Regions from separate parts of the Mus musculus genome. Here region 1 is linked to region 2. Evidence: chromatin loops called from intact Hi-C (ENCODE). Cell type or tissue: left cerebral cortex. All regions are shown on one strand. Each heading gives the region's core, and the rest is flanking DNA. Links, peaks and the distances in the headings are about the cores only.

Region 1 (10,697 bases), core at 1,359-9,358, 75 kb before region 2:
CTATGAAGTTCGGCTGTAGTGGGTCTTAGTGTGAATTTCTTTGTATGAGGTTTGTTCAACTTCCTACTCTTTGGCATCTTAACATCATTTGCCAAATGTGGAAAGTTTCAGCCATTATTTCTTTGAACATTGTGTCAGCTCTGTCCTCTTCCTCCTCTGAGATTCTGATGTTGCAAATGGTAAACTGTTTGTTGTAGCTTGGGAGAACTATTAATGACTTTCCCTTCCTTCCTTCCTTCCTTCCTTCCTTCCTTCCTTCCTTCCTTCCTTCCTTCCTCCCTCCCTCCCTCCCTCCCTCCCTCCCTCCCTCCCACTCCCTTCCTTCCTCCTTCCATCATTCCTTCTGTCCACCCACAGCCATCACTGCAGTTCAGATTAGATTATTACTAGAATAAGCAGTTCATTGATTCTTCATTCTATCCTGTCCACCACTGTAGTGCATTCCTGGAGTTTCGGTTTGTGCTCCTGTATTATTAGTGCCAACATTTTCACTTACGGCCTTCCCCTTCCTCTTCTGCATCTTCTACTGCTTTACCTGGACACCCACTTTCTCTTCTTCCTCTTTCCTACTTTCCTCCATGCCTCCTTCACTTCCTGTCTTTCTTAGGCTATTTGCCCCAAGCATGTGTGTAATTGTACTTTGAAACAGTTTTGTGGTGGCTGATTTAAAGTCCTTGCCAGACAGTCCTAACACGATTGCATCTGAGTGTTGTGGTCTATAGATGGTCTTTTCATTTAGTTCAAGTTTTCCCTGTTTTTTTTTTTTTTTCTTTTTTGTAAATACAGTGAGCTAGTTACTTTCACACAAGCTTTTGGGTTTTATACCTGGATTCTGCTTTGATATAGACTTTTTGTTTGAGCCCTTCACTGAGACTGCCTTGTCACAGAGAGGTACACAGCTCATCTTTACTGTCTATGACAGGTGCTATTACGAGCCCAGGTTTCCCACTCTGCCTTCATGTAAAGGGGATTGAGGCACGTAAGAGGCTGAGGCTGGAGGATTAAAATTCATAGCTAGCCTTCCCAAAATGAAAATAAATAAAGATGACAAGTCTTGAGGAACACTGGTATGTATGGATGATTACCTGGCTTAATGACTTCATCATGAGTCCAAGAACGTTCACACTCCCTGTAGGCTCTGTAGCCTACATGGAAAGATAGAAGGAGCAGGGATCCTGACCCTACAGTGAATATACAGCCCAGCAGCCTAATAGTGTCTCCCCCTTTTTTAAATTAAAGATTTATTTTGTTACTATTATTATTATTATTATTATTATTATTATTTTGTGTGTGTGTGTGTACAAAGATGAAAATAAAGGCTGGGGGACTTTCAGGATAGCATTTAAAATGTGCATATGTGCGGATACACATGTGCCATGGTGTGTGTGGAGCTCAGAGGACAATTTGTCGTAGTCAGTTCCCTTCTACCTAGGGACCCTAGGTATGGAACTCAGGTTATCTGTGACCCTTGGAAGCAAGTACCTTTATTTGGTGAGCCAGCTCACCAGTCCCTCCAGTCCTTGTTTCCTGAGACACAGCTCACTGGGTAGCCCAGGCTGGCCTGAAACTCCTCATTCTCTTTATTCTGCTTCCCAAGTGCTGGGGTTATAGGATGTACTACCACACTCAGTTATGTGATGTACAACATAGATTGTATATGGAACTTCTTTTTTATTTCTTTTGAATTATTTATTTAGCAGTTATTATATTTTAAAATTATTTTTTTAAGATGTGTACCTTCACACCCAGCAAATTTTTATATTTGTTCGTATTGGTGTTTTGCCTGGATGGATGCCTGCTTGCCGCATGCATGTAGTACTTCCAGAGGCCAGGAGAGGGCGCCAGACCTTCTGGAACTAGAGTTAGGGTGGGTTGTAAGCCACCATAAGGGTGCTGAGAATCAAACCTGAGTCCTCTGGAAGAGCATCCAGTGCTCTTAACTGCTTAGCCGTTTCTCCAGCCTAGCAACTGTTCTTGGTAGCATAAGTAATAACTTTGTGTCTACCATTCAACAGTTTCCCTTCCTTCTATGTATTGAGTCCCAAAGAAGTAGCTACTTTTGATACACATTGGAAAGAAGCAGACATGTCATATAATTGCAATGAGGTACTCTTCACATAGGTGGAGATGCTCTGTACAAGACTAATACCATTGTTGTTGTTATTATTATTATTTATTATTATTGAGACCGGGTTTCTCTGTATAACCCTAGCTGTCCTTGAACTCACTCTGTAGACCATACTGTCCTTGTCTGTTATCATTATCATTTATTCATTCAATGAATACATGGTCAGGTGAGGGGCAGAGTCCTTGGATAGGTGAAAGGTCACAAAAGGGAGGCAGAGATGTCCAAATTAGGAGTGTCAGAAACTCCAAATACAAACACCACTTTATGTACAAACTTTTCAGACAGATTCTGTATGTTTCTTATGTGCCACGTGAAATTTACGTATGGGTTAAAAAGGGTTATCTAGCATTTAAATAAATACAATTTTATAGATGTTATGGCAATACCCAACAAGAAGAGAGACCATGGGCTCCAAGAAATGTATATAAATGCCCATTTTATATTCAACTTTATTAACATTAAGAAAGCATCATTCCATTTAGTTGAGAATATGAGGCACAAGGGTCACCCAGGGGTAGCAGACCATGTGACAGGAAAGTATCATAGTTCTTAAAAAGAAAAGAAAGAAAAGAAAAAAAAGGAAGTATCAGGTCCTTTAAAGTGGTATCAATATGATAAGCTTCCGAGTCTACACTCTACACACACACACACACACACACACACACACACACACACTCACTCACTGCAGTACTGGTAGCAGTAACTTGCTCTCTGCACGCACATGTGCCTCTACTCTTTTACATACAGTTTCACAGATTCAAGCCCCTGCTCCCCCAGGGACATCTCTCTGCATGGCAGGGAAATAAGCTCTTGAAGGGAATGAGAGGCAGGAGAGAAAAGGGAAGGTTCCTTCAGAGCTTGGCTCATTACACTGGAGGCCTTCCCGGGAGGAGAGGAACTGGAGTCAGGAATCATTGGTTCAGTTCTGCGTTCTCCTCCCATTCCCGGCCCCTTCCTAATTATATGACTTTAGGCAAGTCCTTTAAATTGCTCTTAGTTCTTTCCCTGTCAAATGGAATCTTGTCAGCTGACTTCTCGGGTCATTAAGATGATCACAGGAGAAATAGCACAGGGAGGCACTGCTTTTAAGTCCTGAGCCGTGTCGGGGAGGAGTCTTACTGCACACGTGACTGCACACGTGATCGCGAGCGTCGTCTTCAGGTTGGCTGCCTGATTCACTGTTCAACCTCAGCTCCACAGAGTCCTCCTTTGAGAAGTCCTCCTTCCTCATCAATCTCTCTTTCATTACCCCAGTTTATTTCAGCCAAGACATTTCTCACCTGTGAAATGGTTTCTTTGCTTACCGGTATATTGGTTTTCTCCCTATGTAAAGGCTCCACTGTGGAGGTCAGAGGCTAAGTGTCTTTCTCAATTGCTCTCTTCCATATTATTTGAGATAAAGTCTTTCATGGAACCCGGAGCTGGCCAGTTGGGCTAGATTGACTGGCCAAGCTATGCTTGGTTCTGCCTCCAGCTCTGGAGTACAGGTGAAAAACAGCTTCCTTCCTTCCTTTCTTTCTCTTCCCTTTTTCTTTCTTTCTTTCTTTCTTTCCTTTTTTTTTTTTTTTAAAAACATGGGCTCTACCTGATCAACCTTCGGCATAGCAAGCATTTTACAAATTAATTTCTCTCTCCATCCCAAAGGCGAACTCAGTCTTTTATTCCCATGGACTATTATGAACATTACAGTCCTATCCTGTGTCTCTCTCCTTCTGAGAGGTCCTCATATCCCTGCCCTGGCTGGCCTGGAAACCACTATGTTTACCAGACTGGCCTTAAATGCTTAGAAATGGGCTTGCCTTTGCCCTCTCAGCTGGAATAAAATATGTGGGCCACCATGCCTGTCTGACAGTACAGGATGGATGAGATCAGATAACAGTGGCTAAGACTCAAGACTACCATCAAAGACAACTTAGACTTGAAAGTAGGGAATCAAACCCAGGGCCTTGTGCATGTTAAGCAAACATTGTACCACTGATCTACAGCCCCAGCCTTTCCAGGACAGCTTCTCAGTTAGCTAGCTAGCTAGGTGACAAACGGCACGTTCTTTCCTGGAGTCTAAGAATTTTACAGTATTTAAAGTGAATAACTTGAAGGTTGTTTTCATTATTAGTGTATCAACAGTAATAATGTAAGTGGGTGACCCTATGCTAGGCTCTGATGCTTCAGGCTTGTCAGTCAAGCCACCCATTCTTCTATCACCCCAGAGCACAGCATCATCCGGTTTCGCCCGCGAGGGGCTAAGCGGAAGTGGAGGTCGGTTCTTAGCCACCCACAAGTGCTATTGCTACCGGCTCTCCGAGCCGGGGACGAAGGAGCATTTTTCTGGACGGTTCTCTTAGGATGGGAAGTCCGGACTTAGAGAGACCCCACGCCGCGTCTGTCTGGATAAGAGACGCTCCCTGGAACTTCGGCCGCAGGACCGCGAGCTCCGATTCTTCCCTTTGGCTTTGAAATCGCGGAAGGAAGGTGGGACACTGGCGCTGTGGGCAGCGGAGGGCAGAGGCGGCGCGGCGAGGGGGCGGGGCCAGGGAGGAGCCGGGCGGTGGGCGTGGCCGATGGGTTTGGTCAGCGCTTGCCGAGCTCCGGGCTCCGCAGTTTGGACGTCGCTCTGTCTTGGCTTGTCTCGGCACGCGCTCCGTCAAGGTAAGAACCAAGGGACTCTCGGCGCTCACGGAGTTGGCCTCCACCTGCGGGAGACTGACCTTAGTGGGATTAGGGAGGATTTTTCTACCCTTCTCACGGAGGTGAGAGCGGACTCTCTGCGTCAGGTCAGAGGCCCGTCCCCCTTGGGCCAGGAAGAAGGGACAGGTGCGCTCCCCTGATGGCCGCGCCTTCCCCGGTGGCTGCAGATCTGAGCCCTTTTGGACTTGGTATCTGAGCCGAGAGGACTCGCGATTGAGTTCCTTTCCCAGTTGAGCGGCAGGGGGCCTTTCTTCTTTCTGCTTGTCCCGCGGTAAAGTTCGAATCCAGGAAGACAGTCCACAGTTGCTTGTGCCCGAGCAGGTGCACGTACTTCTTTAGCTATTTTTCTCTTCTGGAAAGTGGTATCTGGATCTTGATAAACAGGGACTCGAAGAATCAAAGTGGGAAAAACTACGTGGACCTTGTCCCGAGACTGTGCAATTTCCCCTGGATCTGACATTTCTTAACTTTTTCCTGTCGTTGGCGAATATGTTTCTGTGTACCAGGTCCCATTCGGGCTTATCTTTGGAAAGTGGAATATTTGGTTAGAAGAGTTGATCGCAGTGTTAAATTGGGACAACTGGGTGGCTGGCTTGGTTAAGTGGGTTTGGAGCCTATCCAGACAGAATAGTTGCATGCTTTAAGCAGAGGTTTTACATTTTTCCAGTGAGTTCCCATTTTCCTCTAAGGAAACTCTGACAACCTATTCCCGTCTATATAATTCTTTTACAGAGCCGAGGCGCGGTAGGAGGAAGCATCGAGTCTCCTAAGTAAGATTTGGGATTTAATAGCTGAGTGATCGACACTGTAGCTCTGTGGTCTATAGACTCAAAATAAGGAAGAGCTTGATTTTTTTCCGCGAGGCGGGGGTTGGGGGGAGCTGTGGCTAAACTTACACATTAAGTATTTGAAAACATCCATGTCGTCCAGTTACATTTTCATTGTTTAAGACAGACCTATCTTTTCGCCATACACTTATGAATCCGATCACTATTCCTCTCCTTGCCAGCTCAGGGGTGCTTTCTGTAGGGTGCCTATGTAAATCACCCTCGTTCTTCCCACAAGGGTGTGTGCCTTCGGGTTTGTGGAATTGTGTGGGGACAGGTATTGTAAACACATGCAAATCAGTGAAGCGCTCTAGTAGGCGATACCTTTGCCCTACATGGATCTTTGGCCTAGAGTTTCCCTCTCTTTCTAGATTGGAAAGAATCTAGGGTGGGAATGCAAGGTTTAGCATTGCCACACTGTTTTCTTGATTCCCTTACAACAAGGTGGTCTTGTTTACAGACAGGGCTGGGGCTATGTGTAACCTCTCTCCCTACAGCTGATCCTTAAAGGAGGATGGAGATACTGTGGACAATTACTGGCACATTTGTGTTCTTGAAGAATGCCTGGCCTCCCCCTATCCCCCCCCTCGCTCCCCCCCCTCCCCGCCCCGCACCCAGGGCCTCTAACCACACCTCTTCCTACAGGTTCTCCAGGCTGCCCTGGTTGGTGCCTCTCTTCCTTCCCTGCACCCATCCTACTAGATTTTGGCATTTACTTCACCCCCCCCCCACTCCCTCCACTCCCATCTGGGGAAGATCATTTGTTGATACTCAGCTTGCTGATGGCTCCCCTGTGGATTCTCAGTAAGTGTCTGTGGACTTTGTCCCTGTTCAGAGCCCGTAGAAGCTCTGCTCTCGTCCAGTGAGCAGCAGGTGAAGCAGAGTCTTTGAAGTTGAATTCGTATCAAGCATTAAGGTCCTTCGCGGGGCATTCAAGTCTGTAAGAAAGGAATGAAATTGACTTCTGATCATGGGAAAATGATCTCATTCCATGTGATTATGCTGTTAGAAGAGATTTGTTGGAAAAAACAACCACAAGCCACCTAGAGGAGAGGGCGTAGACCTTATCTGTATCTCCATGCTTGTCTCCACCTAGGCCTGCCTTTCAATCTCTGCCTGGGTCAGCCAGTCCTTACTTGGGTCAGATTATAACTACTAATTTGACTGCATGTTTGACTGCTCAGGGCACAGATGACCAAAGCTACCATGAAGTAGAGGTTGAAAATTACATTTCCATTGTAAAGGCAAAAAAAAAAAAAGGAAGGAATTAAAACAACAGCAGCAGCAGCAGCAACAACAACCAAAACCCCATAAACAGGTTGCTATTGGGAAACCAGAAGGAGCAAACAAATTTAAATATATGTAGGCACAGAATCTGGGCTCTGAAGTAGCTAGATCAAGATAAGCCACACGATTTATGGCTAGGTCAATATTCACAGCTCAGCTAAACACATATTTTTGTGTTCCTTGGGATTAGTAATTGTTTGGCGTGTGTGTGTGTGTGTGTGTGTGTGTGTGTGTGTGTACTTCTCATTAATTCAATCTGCAACTCTTGACCGATTCTCCAAGCCTTCTCTTAAAGAAACCAGGTTTTCTCTCTACTTTATTTGCCCCAAGAAGCTGAACATGAACCTTCTTGTTTGCCATACACTTGGAGAGGTGGACTTTTTTTTTTTATGTATTGCAACTGTCACTCAGAGGCTGCTCTGTCACTAGCCTCCTGGGAATCCCCATTATCTCTTTCCTGTGTCCCATCTCCTGGGTTTTGTGTGTGTGTGTGTGTGTGTGTAATCCTCGAAGCTTCCTGGAAAGGGATGCACAGGATCTCAGTCTTTCTAACTGAAGTTATCCATTTTCCCTTCACAATTTGCAGACTGGCTGAGTGTGGAATCCTGGGATGGAAATTTCAAAGGCACTGTTTCAGTATCTTCTAGGTTATGAACTTCTGGCTCCTTAATCTCTGCGTGTAGCTGGGGTGGAATCCACAGCCCTGCTGTGCTCTTTCTGTGAGGTTATGAACTATTCTCTTCTTTCCCACCATCTCTAAGTTTCCTGATGCTGTGCGCTGGCATGTCTTTGTTCTTATCAGTGTGCGGGCTTTTGCGTGTGGGAGTTTACATCTTTTAGTTTGGGGAAAATTTTTTGGGTTCCTTCATTGGTATTTTCGTCCGATTTTTCTGTAATGTTTGTCTAAGGAATTTGTTGTTTGGATGTCAGGTATTTTGGATCAATCCTCTCACTTTGTGCCTTTCATAAGTTTCTGTCTTGTTATTTCCCAAGTCTTTTAGGAAGGTTTTCTCAGTATCAGTAGTATCCAAGTTTAACACTGGGGTTTTCCCAGTGTCTTTAACATTATTATGGTTGTTGTTATTATTGAGACAGGGCTTTGCTATGTAGTTCACACCAGCCTAGAATTCATTGTATAGCTTAGGCTGCCTAACAGGCGGCTTTCCTTCTGCTTTAACTTCACCTGTGATAGAGTCACAGGTGTGTCACCATATCTGGTTCTAAGCATGTTTTTAGCATTTTTAATTTAAAAGTGTTCTCTCTCTCTCTCTCTCTCTCTCTCTCTCTCTCTCGTTCTCCAAGTTGGTACACATGTGTGTTTATGTGTATGTGTGTGTGTGTAGTTTTGTGTCTATGTACTTCTTGTTTTTTTATCTTTTGGTTCCAGGGTCTTATCTCTCTGGGGGAAACTACTGGCTTTTTTGGCTAGAAGTGTACACTAGTGCAGTGTGTTGGAAGTGTTCCTTCTGGTCTGGTTACCCCCTCGACTTTGGGGTAGGAGGGCAGTTAACAAGCTGAAGGTGAGGATGGGCTTCTTGGCCTTAGCTTCATCTTAGGCTCATCCAGTTGGGCCTCCCATTTGAGGGTGATCTCTGATATCATTGCTGGTCGAGTGAGAGTGATCTGAGAGGGCTAGTCTGGTCTTCCAGAGGCTAAAGGCGTGCCTGGCAGGTGATCTGTAGGCTGGCTGGCACAGGGGCTCAGAACCCTTTCTTGCTGTTTGTCCAAGCTTGACTGGAAGGAAGAAGTTCAGGGTAGTCACTTAACTTCTAGAAGAGGCTGAAGGGATGTTGGACGGTCCAGCTGACTTTTCTCTTGTACTGTTGGGGAATGAACCCGGAGCCTTAAACACATTAGATACTCTCTACCTCATCCTCACTGAAGCCAGCTTTCCAGAGACTCTAGCCGATCCCCTTGCTGTCATTTAAGAACTATACATCTCATTGTTGTCTTTGCACCCCATAAGTACCCCACAACTGTGTCTAGTGTTATCTCTTTGGTTCTCTCTGACTTTGCTGGTTTGTACATCTAAGAAAAATACTTTGTCATTTCGTTTCCTGGGACGTCAGCAGGGGAAGAACGTAGATGCTTTCGTTCCTCCTGCCTTTATGGTGCAGGGATGAAGGTTCCCTCAGCAGCCTCTTCCCAGGCTCCAGTGGCGGGGTCTGGGTGTTGTGCTGTCGTTCTCTCTGCCTGTACCATGAGTACATGTTTTCTAACTAGCCTGGTCCAGAGAGTCTCACTTGTCCGGCTCAGAATGCCTTCAGCTCTCCCTAGTCATTACTAGTTGATCAGAGTTGTTGCAGGAAGCCAAGTGTTCATATAAACCAGGCTCAGACTTGTGGGCAGTATGACGCTTAATGGTGTTTGGGTCATGGTCCTATTTCTCCAGTCCAGGTTGCCTTCGAAGACTCAGTCACTTGGGCCACTATGTCTTGCCCACCGGTAAAGCTCAGCTTCTTTATACATGTCTAACATCTCACTTTGAAGGATTCTTGTTGGTGGCTGTGTAGCCTCGGGAGCAAATACAATTTCTCTGGAGGCCAGCTGCCTTCCCAGAACCCTCTCTTCCTGCTCTCGTGGGTGCCCTTCTTGGAATGTGTACCAAGTTCCTGTTTCTGGATTGCTGAACTGGGATACTGACTTACCCTGCCCATAGCAACTTTCCCGGCCCCAGCTTACCAGCTGAGTCACTGCCTAGCCTTCCTTCTTGAATCATGACCTCCAGCATTTTCTTCCAAGAGCCTCATGGCATCAGCGTTCTCAGAGGTGACACACAGAGGAATGGCCCCAAGCATCAGCCTCCATAGAAGCAGGAAGAGCATTCTTTCCTGGTCATTTCAAATGCCGGCTGGGCGGACCTCTGTACGCTTAGATGGCAGGTGCGCATGCGCCAAGGGAAGAGGCGGACCACAAGCAGTGGGCATGGCTGCAAAACAGCCAGAGCTCGTGGGACTGTGGTGACTGAGAGAAAAGATCATATCAGCAAAGAGCCACGTTGCTGTTCCCCAGTGGGTGCCTATATGAATGCATGCTTATCTGGGAGAAGCCTATTGGTCTATTATTATTATTATTATTATTATTATTATTATATTTTGTCATCATGACTGCAAAGTCATCATGACTACGTAGTCCAGGTTGGTCTTCAACTTATGATTCTTTTGTTTTAGACTTAGGAGTGTTGAAACTACGTACCACCATGCCTACTGGGCCTTTTTTTCCAAAAGGAAAGTGTGTGTATGTGTCATCTACCTGTCTGTCCATCTGTCTATCCATCAACCTGTCATCTATTTTCTGCTTTGTTTTGAGAAAGGGTTTCTCTTTGTAGCCCTGGGTATCTTGGAACTCACTATTTAGAGTAGGCTGGCCTTGAACTCATAGAGCTCCTTCTGCCTCTGTCTCCCAAGTGCTTGGATTAAAGATTTGCATCATCACACCGTTCTCCCCCCCCCCCCCCAAAGCCATGGCTTTCCTAAGCATGCACTGGCCTAGAACTCACCCAGTGTAGCTGAGGTCAGCCTCATATACATCCGACTCTCATGTTTATGTTAAAAGACTGAAGCTGTTGAAGCTCCATTTGCACACGTAATCGTTTTCTCCACAAGCTTATGTATTTCACAGGAACTGGTTTTGCCTTCTCAGCTGTCTCATATACACTCTTCTAGAGAAAGCACAATATTAAAAACACTCCGGTGACTTTCCCCAGATAATTGTAGACACTTTGCAGTTAAGAAAGATTTTGTTACAATTAACCATGCTCTGTCCAGTTG
Region 2 (10,697 bases), core at 1,716-9,715:
AGTGCTGGGATTAAAGGCGTGCGCCACCACGCCCGGCACATTGGCATAGTCTTACATGAATATTGTCCTGTGATTTTAGGAATGGAAATGAAAGTTTTGCCTTGAGATTTTCAACATCGTGGGTTTTTTTCTCTGAATATTAACTTGATCTCACCTAATTGTCCGAGCAGTGATAGGAACCATATTTAAAACCATAATCCTTAAAAACCATAATCTTCATAACTAAGCCACTCTTACGTGTAACCACTAAGTTGTTAATATTAAGGCTTTTATTTTTCTTTAAAGAATGGCAGAACTTTATCAGGTGGAAAGCACCCTTATTAGAATGTTAGGTTTTGTCATTCTTTGCTTTATCTCATTCTTATTAAAGAGAAGCCATCAACCATCAAATAGGAAAAAAACTTTGGTTTTATTCATTCTAGTTCTCCTGATCCTGGAAGAGTTCATATCGAATTATTTCCAGTGGACACAGGAACATGTCATAGCCACCCAGGACTTTCCTGCCTCTCCCTGATTAATGGCACCTGCCACACTTGGGCCTTGTTCTCTGAATTGTGCACAGGTGGAAGAGGACAAAGTTACCCGTATGAATGGGCCTTTGGTGCTCATTTGAGACTTTTAGTAGACCATGTCCCTCATTTCTGTGGATGAGCAGGTGGAACCTCAAGAACAGAGTTCACCCTGCGGTTGCTTTACTCCTTTTTGTGGGAATGCCAGGCAAGAGCAGCTTAAGGAAGGAAAGGTGTATTTGGCTCATTGCTAGCGTGCACGCATCCATCCATCATGGTGGCAGGAACTTGAGGCTGCTGGGCACATTGCATCAACAACTAAGAGGCATTTTTGTTTCATGGATCTCTTAGGCACAGTAATTAAAACAAGGTAACTTTGGCTCTTACACCAAGTTACGCCGTGTCTACTCCACATGCACCGGGAAAGAGCAGAAATCTGTATCTATAAAGAGGGCGGTCCTGAGCACTTCCAGGTCCTTCCAAACAGCCCAGCTGCTAGTTCGGTAGTCGCAGCATTGGCATGCTCTGGCCTGATTGTCCTTTGGTTTTACCTGTCATAGCTCATGGTGACACTCAAACCCCAAACTGTCTATCATTGTTCATGCACAAGGCTGTGACCTGACTCCCCAGTGCCACAGTAACAGCTAATAATTATTAACTGCCGCGTGAAGAATGTGGGTGCTGTCCGGGACGCCAGCAGGGCTGTGTACTTCAGGTGAGATATAATGAGGTTCTAATGGAGGCGTGTAGCAGTGATGCCCAGGGTGAGCCAGGCACAGAGCTTCGGAGAAAAACTAGGAGCACTGGATATGGTGGGAAGCGTGGTAATGGTTTGAAGGATGGTGTGTCCCCAACAATAATTACTTTTTCAAATATATGCCTTGTGATTGATCTATATCTATACCTATCATCTATCTATCTGTCTGTCTGTCTGTCTGTCTATCTATCTTACTACTTGCTACCCATTGAGACTTGCTCAGGAGAGACCCCAATTCCTCAGCCTTATATGTGAGCATTGCCTAATCTGGCCTCAAACAGCCTTCCTTTGTGTCATTTCCTATACTCCTGATCCACCCCTGTGTTCAGCCACTGTGCTTTGGTTTCAGTTCCCCACGTACTCTCAGAGCTCTGTCGTTTTTGCAGCCTGGAACCTTCCTTGCTTTCTCCACAGAGAAAGCTACTTCCTTAGAAGCCCAGCTTCTCCTCCATCCACTTCCTGGCTTTCTCATTCCCCGATTAGGAACCATCCTCTTCTTCCGCCCACAGCATTCCTGCGATGACGGTTTCCACAGACCGTCCGCCCTCTCCCGCAGCCCCGAGACTTCAACACACAGCCCGGGACTGGCTGAATAAGGCAAATACGGGACAACACTAATGTGTGCTGTGCGAGTGCGGGTGGCCCCAGAGGCCAGCAGAGGCTTCTGGTCCTCTTGAAGCTGGAGTTTCAGGCTGCTGGAAGCTGACCCCTGTGGGTGGTGGGAACCAGCAAGCAGCCTTAGCTGCTGAGCCACTTCTCCAGCCCTTCAAACTTCCAGCTGTGACACAGGATAAAAAAAAAAAATAGGAATAATTGAGGGGTCCTGGAAAGAGAATGAAACCCCTCATTTTGGAGTCATTTCCTGCTGACTGAGTGTCCAAGAAATTTCAGCACAACAGATAAAATCAAGATAGCTTGGAGAAATAATCTCCCCCTAAGGGCCATTCATGCAGGGGTGTTCGAAACAACAGATGAACGTGGCTTACTTAAGAGTCAAAATGTCTTTGACCTTGATCTTAACTTCATTAGTGATCCCCTCTCATCCCTAAAACCATTTCACTGATAAAAGCAATTCCATTAAGAAAAGTACATACAACAGCTCATTTGTTATTTTCTTAATTTAAGTATAAAGCTTTGTGGGGCTTTTTGTTGTTTGTTTGTTTTGTTTTGTTTTGTTTTGTTTTAAAAAAAAAAAGGTTTTTTTTTTTTTAAGCTGTCCTGGAACTTGCTCTGTAGACCAGGCTGGCCTCAAACTCAGACATCCAATTTCCTCCACTTCCCGAGTGCTGGGATTAAAGGCGTGCACCACCACTGCTAGGCTTGAAATCTTTGATTTATCTTTGAACCCTGTACAACATATCCTTTGAGCAGTGTAACTGAGCCACAGAGTCTGGTGAGAGGGCAATCAGGCTGCGACGTCTGTACCGCTTGCCAGGGGGATCTGCCTTGTCTGTCTGTCTGTCTGTCTCCTTTCTCCCTGACCGTCCACTTGCCTCGGGCTCTTCAAGAGGCTGCATCCCATGGGAAGGAGGACAGACTAGCAGAGGGCTGTTCCCCACCAAGGGTATTGGAGTATCTGCTGCCCGCTAGAAACTCCAGGGAAACCCTCTGAAGAGACGCACGCTGGCGTGCTCTCCCTCCCGCTCCTCCCCAGCTCCTCAGCTTAAAGTTTAAGTGCTCATCTCTTAAGCTCGTATTAACTCCTCTCTGCCAACTTCGTTAACTTTGCTTCGCCCTCACTCATCCTGAAACTCTTTTCCGTGGATTCGGGGCTTTTCCCGAGTGACGGTCCTTAGGCCCTCACAGTGGCTCTTTTGACCACTATCTCTCTACTACCACTGACGATGCTACTGGAAGATCTTTGGAGCCGAAAGTTCAAATACTAATTAGCACATTAGGAAATTTTCGTAGAGGGAGTGTATCAGTTAGCCTAGTATCAAAGTCATCCTGTTTCCCTGGAGATAATGACCTAACTCTGACCCTGGCCTGTGGTAGCCATGGCTGAAGTGATTTGAGGTAGGCATTTTGGAGACAGACCACGCCTTCTGCTGCGGGATCATTGAGAATAGCCTCCAAGGGCTGAGCAAAGATGGGGTAAACACCACTCTGGCCTAAAGCCATTGCCTCTGAGGGTGAGGGATGAGGGCTCACAGGATTTCTGTGCTGTTTCTCAGCTTTCTACAATGAACACACGTGACTTGGTAATAGAAGGACGATGCTGTTAGTGAGTGCAGGCCTGAGGAGCACGGTGGGAAACGCTGCCTGACCAGACATCGGGTACCAGGCCCCTGTTCACTCTTCCATCCTGCCTTAAGCTGTCCTCAGTCACTCTGGTCTGCTTTTGAGTTTTTATTTAGAAAATAATTCAGAGTCTGTTTCTTTGAGCCAGACATCTTTTTAAGCACTTCTGCAGTCTTAGCTCATTTAACCCTCATACCATGCCTATGGGATTGATACTGTTATTAGTCCCACTTTTCAGATGGGGGGGGGTGATGTAGGAATGTGATTTTTTTTTTTCCTTGCCTGGCTTGTTTATTCTCCTGGGGTCTCTCTGTCTCTGCCATTCCACCTCTGACACAGAAGCCACAGTTCTGAATATCTTTTTGTTATTAGTGTTTTGAGACAGTTTCTCTCTGTAACCCCGACTGTCCTGGCATTCACTCCGTAGACCAGGCTGGCCTTGAACTCTCAGAAGTCTGCGTGCCACTGCCTTCAAAGTGATGGGGTCAACGGTGTGTACCACCACTGCCCTCCTTTGTCTTGTGATTTTTCTTTCTCTTGATGCCATTATTGACCCAAGGCAGACGGTGGATTGAGAAACCCAGGGGAAAGGAGAGAAGCAACATTGGGATGGCCCAGAGGCAAAGCTGCCATAGAACAGTGTCGATGCTCTTTTGGTCAGAAGGCAAGGCAGGCTAGCAATTCCGCCAAGCTTGGTCACTGCTGACCTTTTTTCGAGGTTGCCTTGAGCCGACTGCGGGGGTTGAAGGTTGCGAGTGGTTAGGAGAGTGGATGGGAAGGAAGTGTAGGCTGAATATTCAGCTCTTCTCTCAAAAAGGAAGGAGAAGGCTGACGGCAGTAGGCTAGTCCACAGGCAGGGGCTTGATTTAGATGTCTGTAAGCAGAAGCAAATACTTGGAAGAGAACAACTCCACGGCTTGTCTCTCTTTGTAGCCCTGGCTGTCCAGTAACTAACCATGTAAACCAGGTTGACCTTGAATTTGAACCAGGCCTGGAGAACTTCCATGCTCCACATCTGAACTGTCCAGCCTGGGACTTGACCCCATAGTCCTCCCACCCCTCGCAGCTGGAGCATCCCAGGGGCCAGAGGGCTTCAGCAGCACTAGAGGCCCTCAGGGACTGTCTTCAGCATGTGTGAGCTGTGGTTTCATCACCCACAGAGTGAGTAGAACAGGCCTACCTCATGGGATGCTGTGAGCACAGAGCTTAAATGTCAGTTGCCATCTTACAGCCTCTGTGTCCTTTTTATCTTGTCTTAGACACAGGGTTAAAGGAAGAGATCTAAGGTTAATGCTAAGATCTTAGAGTGCTGCTGAGAGGCAGAATAGAGATGCCCAGAGCCTGCACCTGGAGTGGCTATGGGCCTTCCTGTAAAGCAGTTAGAGCTTATCCTCTGAGGGAATATGGTAAGGGAGGGGGAATGTGTGTGCAGAGCTGATGGCCTCTGGAGCAGACACAAAAAAGACTGGAGAGCAGCAGTGAGGGCCCACCTAAGTGTGGAGAGGATAGGCCATCTGTAGCCCACTTGCAAGGGACCAAGGACAGAACTGAAGATGGATTAGAGTATCAGGAAGTAGAGGGGAGGGAAGGAGAGAAGGAGAAAAGGAGAGGGAAGAAGGAAGGGTAGGAGGGAGAGGATGAGTAATGAACAACTGACTGAGAATATATATGAGAACACATACACACACACTAGTGGGGTAACAGAAATGAGGCTAGTGGGGGAGAAGCTGCTGATGGCCATGAGCAAGGGCAGGTTGGAAGTGTCATCCCCTCCTGCTTCCCCGCCCTGGGATGTAGCCCTGACTATCCTGGAACTTACTAAGTTAATCAGGCTGGCCTAGAACTAACAGAGATCTGCTTGTCTCTGCCTCCTGAGTACTGGGAGTAAAGTCATACTCCACTATGCTTGCATTGCGAAGTCTTATGTTTGAAGATGTCATGTGTGTCCTTGGTCACAGTATGGAGGCAGAGCCGTGGCCAAGGGAGAGGCCGCCGAGCGCTGGATAAAATCATTTTCTTTTTGTCTTTTTATTTTTGTACTGTGGATTGAACTAAAGTGCTTTGCTACTGGGCTACACTGGTGTTCCCGTGCCCCTCCTCGCTGCTTCTCACTTAGTTGCCCAGGTTAGCCTTCCACTTTCTGTCTAGCCCCAGCAGTCCATGAACCTTGTGATCCTCTTGCCTCAGCCACCTGAGTAGCTAGGACTATGACATCAAGTCTAGCTTAAAATGGACCTTTAATTTTAAAATAATGTTTAGTGGTTGATTCCAGGGCTATTCAATTGTGTCTTTCTCTCCTCTTCCTTCAATGCATTACTTTTAAAAAAAATCCCCCAGAGTAACCTTAGTCTTTGGAGCACATCTTGTGTGCCGTGTATCAGACGTGTTATGTAGCAAATGTGTTCTATCTGGATACTGTATTTGTTGTTAGTTTTTCATGCATGCACACTCCTGGACCCTTGCACATGCTTCTTTGGATTCTTTTGGATTCTTTCCTGGAATGAATTTTCATGTGTGAAGTTAATGTACTCCAGGGTGTGGGTGGGTTCTGATGGACTGCTGGCAGATTTGCAGTGAGCAGGGAGACTGGGAGGATGCTGGGGGCGGGGCGGGGGCGGGGCAGGGGGGCGGGCGTCCAGTCTCTCACACAGTTGTTCAGGTCGAGTTCCATGTGTTTATGGGCAGTCCACCTCCCATCAGTTAATCCTGAACTCCCCAATGCCAAGGAAGGCATCTCCATACAGGGGGAACACAGGAGGAAGTACACTTGGCTGGAGTGTATGTCAGTGACTCAGTAACTGGAGCTCTGTGTGTTTGGTTAATTTTTTTTTAAATGAACATTATTGTCAAGAGGTCGAACAAAGGTGTTTCTAGAGGGAAAGGTAGCAATAAAAGGGAGTTGATGCCTCTGTTTCAGAGGTTTGTGTGTTGAAGAGAGGACAGATGCGGGGGTGAAGGCAGCCCGGCATGGGGGTTCTTTCTTGTCAGTTCTCCTTGAGGCAGCAAAGGGGAAGAGTGTCAGCGGAGGGTAAGACTTTGTCTTATGAGGTATCTAGGGTTGCTGTATAAGAAAAAGTTTACTTATCTAAGTCAAGTTAATATGCTATTGCAGCTGACCTGCCTTCTGTGTTCCTCTGAGGTCAGAGACTGCAGTCTCAGGCACTTAGCACCTCTTCCTAAAACAGCAGGAGATTTAAGTAAAGGATTAATTGCTAGAGCCTTTTCCCTATTGTCCAGATGCCTCTTGCTTGTCAGGCTAGGGGGAAGTTTGGAGCAGTAAACTTCTGTTGAACCAGGAGAAGAGAATAACACTTGCAGAAGGAAAAACTTTTAATAAGCAAATATGCATAATCTCACATAAATTCATATATAGATTCATGCATGCTCATTTATATACTTCCATTCAAACCAGTTGGGTCCAGCTTGCATGCATTCTCACAATTACAGACTTACACACACACATGCATACATTCTCACAGTTACATATTTACACACACATCCATTCTCACATATGCATGTGGAGCAAAAGACCAAGCACCGGTGCAGAAAGAACTCACTCATTCTGGATGAAAAATGAGCTCCAATCTTTATTGCATAGAGAAAGAAAAAGCTTCTACCCTTTTAATGCTAAATGAATTAAACCCATGTTTGTTAAAAACAAAAAAACAAAAAAACTTTGTTCCTTTTAATAAGACTAAGCCTGCCTTGTTATTAAGAAAGGACCTGTTCTGTCCCATGGTAAGGAGAAGCCTGCCTGCTCCTTCCTCTCCGAAGATTCTCCTTTGTTCTAATTTCCCTCTGCATTCTGCATATTGCTCTCTTAGTTTTTTTTTTTATGTTACCTATAGTTTCTGAGTTATTCCACTTTGCATTCTCCTTCTAATCTTGTTCTCTCCTCCTGCTCTGAAGTCACAACAATGCTCTTAACTTTCAATGCCTTTTCTCCCAAAGCTATGCCTGAACTTCTAAGTTCTTCTTGAGTTCAGTTCTGTCTAAAAAGTGTTCTGTCTACAAACTTCTCCTCAGCTCAGCTCCCTTTCACAGCTCAGTTCTTCTCAGTTCTTCTCACCTCTGTCCCTCTCGCCTCAGTCCCTCAGTTCTGACTCTTCTCTTTGTCCTCATCCCTTAAACATCTTTCAGAATACATGATCACATGTTAAAAAGTTCATCAAAAGTTCACACAGAAAATCAAGTCATAAATAAAATAGACGTTTACAACAGAGAATGTTGACATGCATATCTATTAGGAGTAATTATCTGGCTAAACATCCATTACCTGTCTCAGCTCCACAGGTTCACGGAAGGTTTAAAACCATAACTAAGTTATTAGTAAAGTTTTGTCTAGATAAACCCAGTCAATATTTATCTTCTGTCCTAGCACTTATAATAAATCATTAGTTCCCTTTTTATGACCTTTGGTTAATGGCTTTACAACCTCTTGAAATGTGCTCTGAGTAGGAGAGAGTCGAAGAGCAATTAACTGGCAACACTTGGGAGACTGACAGAGTTCTCATTGCAGTTTTGGCTATCAGAAAAGGACCTAATAGCAGTTCTACTATAAAAGAGATTAATGATCACAGATATAATTTTAGGAATTCCTATAGGATAATCATTAAGACTTAAGAAGTCATCTATTTGTCTATATAGCATCACTACAAGACAGTACATCTTTGTGGATGTGCAGAGATCTGCTCCAAAGAGGATTGTTATTACTTAGTAATTGTTATATATGTTTAATAATAACAGGAAAAGCATATTAATAGCAGGAATCTTTCCTAAAATGAATCCCTTTCAGCCTTGCTTAATAAGGGCGAATGTATCGCAGATTACATGATAATCTGAAGCAGGCCATCTCAGGACAATCACCTGATAGTTATTAGTTTGTCCCATTATGGCTCCTGACAGACAGAGCAAGTTCACCACTAGAAATGAAAGGATCTAATGACTTCCATTGTAGTCATTGCAAGGTTAGTATTTTTGAACAATTTTAGGAGTTAAGGGAGATGTGATTTATATAATTATTGAAGAAATCATACTGTATCCATTGGTGTGTGCATGTGTGAGCATGGCTTTGTTCTAAATAACTGTCCATCTCTCTCCACTTCATCATGGCCACTGGATCCCTCCTCAGCATTGGAATGTCAAACATCTCCCTGTGCCTGGCTGTTTTTGCATGGTTTCTGGGGCATCAAACTCAAGTCCTTACACTTGTAAGGCAGACACTTTACTAACTGGGCTATCCCTGTGAAATCTTGCCTGCTCTAAGTTGTAATCTTCTGAGTCAGTAATTTTATCATTAACTATAGTCGGCCATTAAATAGTTTTCTTATGTCCTGTGCTCTGCTCGTGACATGTCTCCTCTTCTTCTCTTCTCACAGAAGAAATACAGAAAGGGCGTCATTGATATTTCCAAAATCAAGTGTGTGGAGATAGTGAAGAACGATGATGGTGTCATTCCCTGTCAAAATAAATTTCCATTCCAGGTGAGTTGGCTGCCAACGTAACAGGGTTTCTGACTCTTACAGGTTTTCATGGGACAGGCATGACATGAGCTGGGGTTTGTAGAAGGAAGGAGACTGGTACCCTAGAATCATCCTAGATATCAAACTGCCTGAGATGCAAATTACATGTTTATTATTCTGATTAAGGGCAGTATTTCTAGAAGTTCTTGTACAAATGCAAAAATGGCCCATGTTACTAAGGTAATATATAGAGCTAAATCTGCTCCGTCAATGGAGATCCTGGCTGCTATACAGCTTAAGCCAGGCAGCATCTGTTACATGTTTAGATCAAATTAGGGAGTCAATAAATTATTACACTAAACAGATTATTATTATAACAACACTGTAAGTTTTGGGATGGTCCAAGCACAAGCTTTTCTTTCCAGATAGAAAATGACAATCCTTGCCAATGACGTTCCTGGTTATCTAAAATTCACTCTTTAATTGTTCAGTGCAGAGCTGGTTGCACAGATAAACCTGAGTAAGGTGTGGAAACCAGGTAGCAAATATGAAACCATCTCTCCAAGTGTCCGTCAGCACCGTGTCTCTGGTATCTCACATTCTGTCTTATAATATGGCATTTCCAGATATATCTTAGAAGTATGTTGGACACATCTTTTATCTTGGGTATTCCCACCAAAGTGTAGCTGTTGAAGCAAATCGGAAGGGTTTACCTGACAAACTGGGCCGGGACCAGCTGTGACCAGTGAGATAGTGAGATTTGGTTTTCACTGTGACGGGTATTGTCTGGGTAGAGGGAGGTTTATAATGGAACACATTATGTTGTAGTCAGTCAGGTCTGCCTTGTGACTAACCATTAGAGAGAAAGTCTCTGAGCAGTGATAGGATCCTAGGTAATTTTTCAAGGCTTATTATTAATATAAAATTACAAAAGAAGATTAATCATTCACTAGGAACTACCTTTGAAAGATGCCTGATGCGTGAAAGCCTGGGCTTAAGATTTGAAATCCTTACTTTTTACATTATCTACAGAATGGTAATGGACAGTTAGGTGGGACATGGTTGGGAGACACTATTTTTAGTACCTGCTGTATGAATGGGGCCTGCTGAAGTTATACAGGAATGTAAGGTAGTATGGTGAGAATTCTGGAATGTTGGTTTCTTTAAAAAATACAAATATTATAAGAATATGTTTTCATTTTAATCTCAGGTGTGGGGATATGAGGCTACTTTGAAGCAGCTGACTATGATTTGTCTCGAACTTTATCAGAGGTGTAGTTTTGCCAGCTACAGACATTTCCTCTGATTGTGTGATGTTTGGAATTCTGGGAGATTTTCCCAGGGTCTATAAAGGTTAGAACCCTGATGGGTGAAGTTGTTGGTTGTTCAGGGGGTTGTTTTCTGTTTGTTAGTAATTGTGCTCAAAGAAAAAAGAACAAGGAACTTAGATGAAAAGGTCTTTCTTTTTTTTCTCTCTGTTCTCTCCTTCTTTCTCTCCCATCTAGTGTTAGGGGGTGAAACAGGGTGGTGGGGATAAAGGGTGGGAAAAAGATGAACCCACAAAGCAGCCAAGGCCAGCTACAGTAGGGTCTTGGCTAGGACTTGATGGTGAGGCTGAGTTAATAGCCTGGAACTGAAAGACTCAGCTTGTTAAAGCCAGCTCTTGTATCTATTAATGGGGCAAAGGAAATGACAGAAGTGATACTGAAATGAATCCAAAACATTATT

Evidence for each region. A loop is a pair of places that touch in the nucleus more often than their neighbours do. Peaks named below come from ENCODE experiments on the same cell type or tissue, not always from the same donor. Only the 100,000 strongest peaks of a DNase experiment are listed, where the experiment ranks them.
Region 1: it touches region 2 in a loop (2.1-fold over the local background); 6 of 42 quality-filtered maps call a loop at or near these places.

The regions. Positions count from the first base shown.
Region 1 is chr5:72,862,471-72,873,167 of GRCm38, reverse strand. It overlaps Tec (tec protein tyrosine kinase), which reads left to right and starts at 4,720. Exons shown (of 19, transcript NM_001113460.2): 1 at 4,720-4,774. In left cerebral cortex, for the core only: CTCF peaks have their summits at 1,828 (motif pointing right) and 5,081; DNase peaks (open chromatin) are centred at 4,651 and 5,055; H3K4me3 peaks cover 1,848 bases.
Region 2 is chr5:72,787,433-72,798,129 of GRCm38, reverse strand. It overlaps Tec (tec protein tyrosine kinase), which reads left to right. Exons shown (of 19, transcript NM_001113460.2): 4 at 8,886-8,990. Among named protein-coding and RNA genes, the nearest start is that of Txk, 40 kb to the right of the region's middle. In left cerebral cortex, for the core only: no CTCF peak of the experiment used is centred there; DNase peaks (open chromatin) are centred at 4,350 and 6,018; H3K4me3 peaks cover 417 bases; H3K27ac peaks cover 362 bases.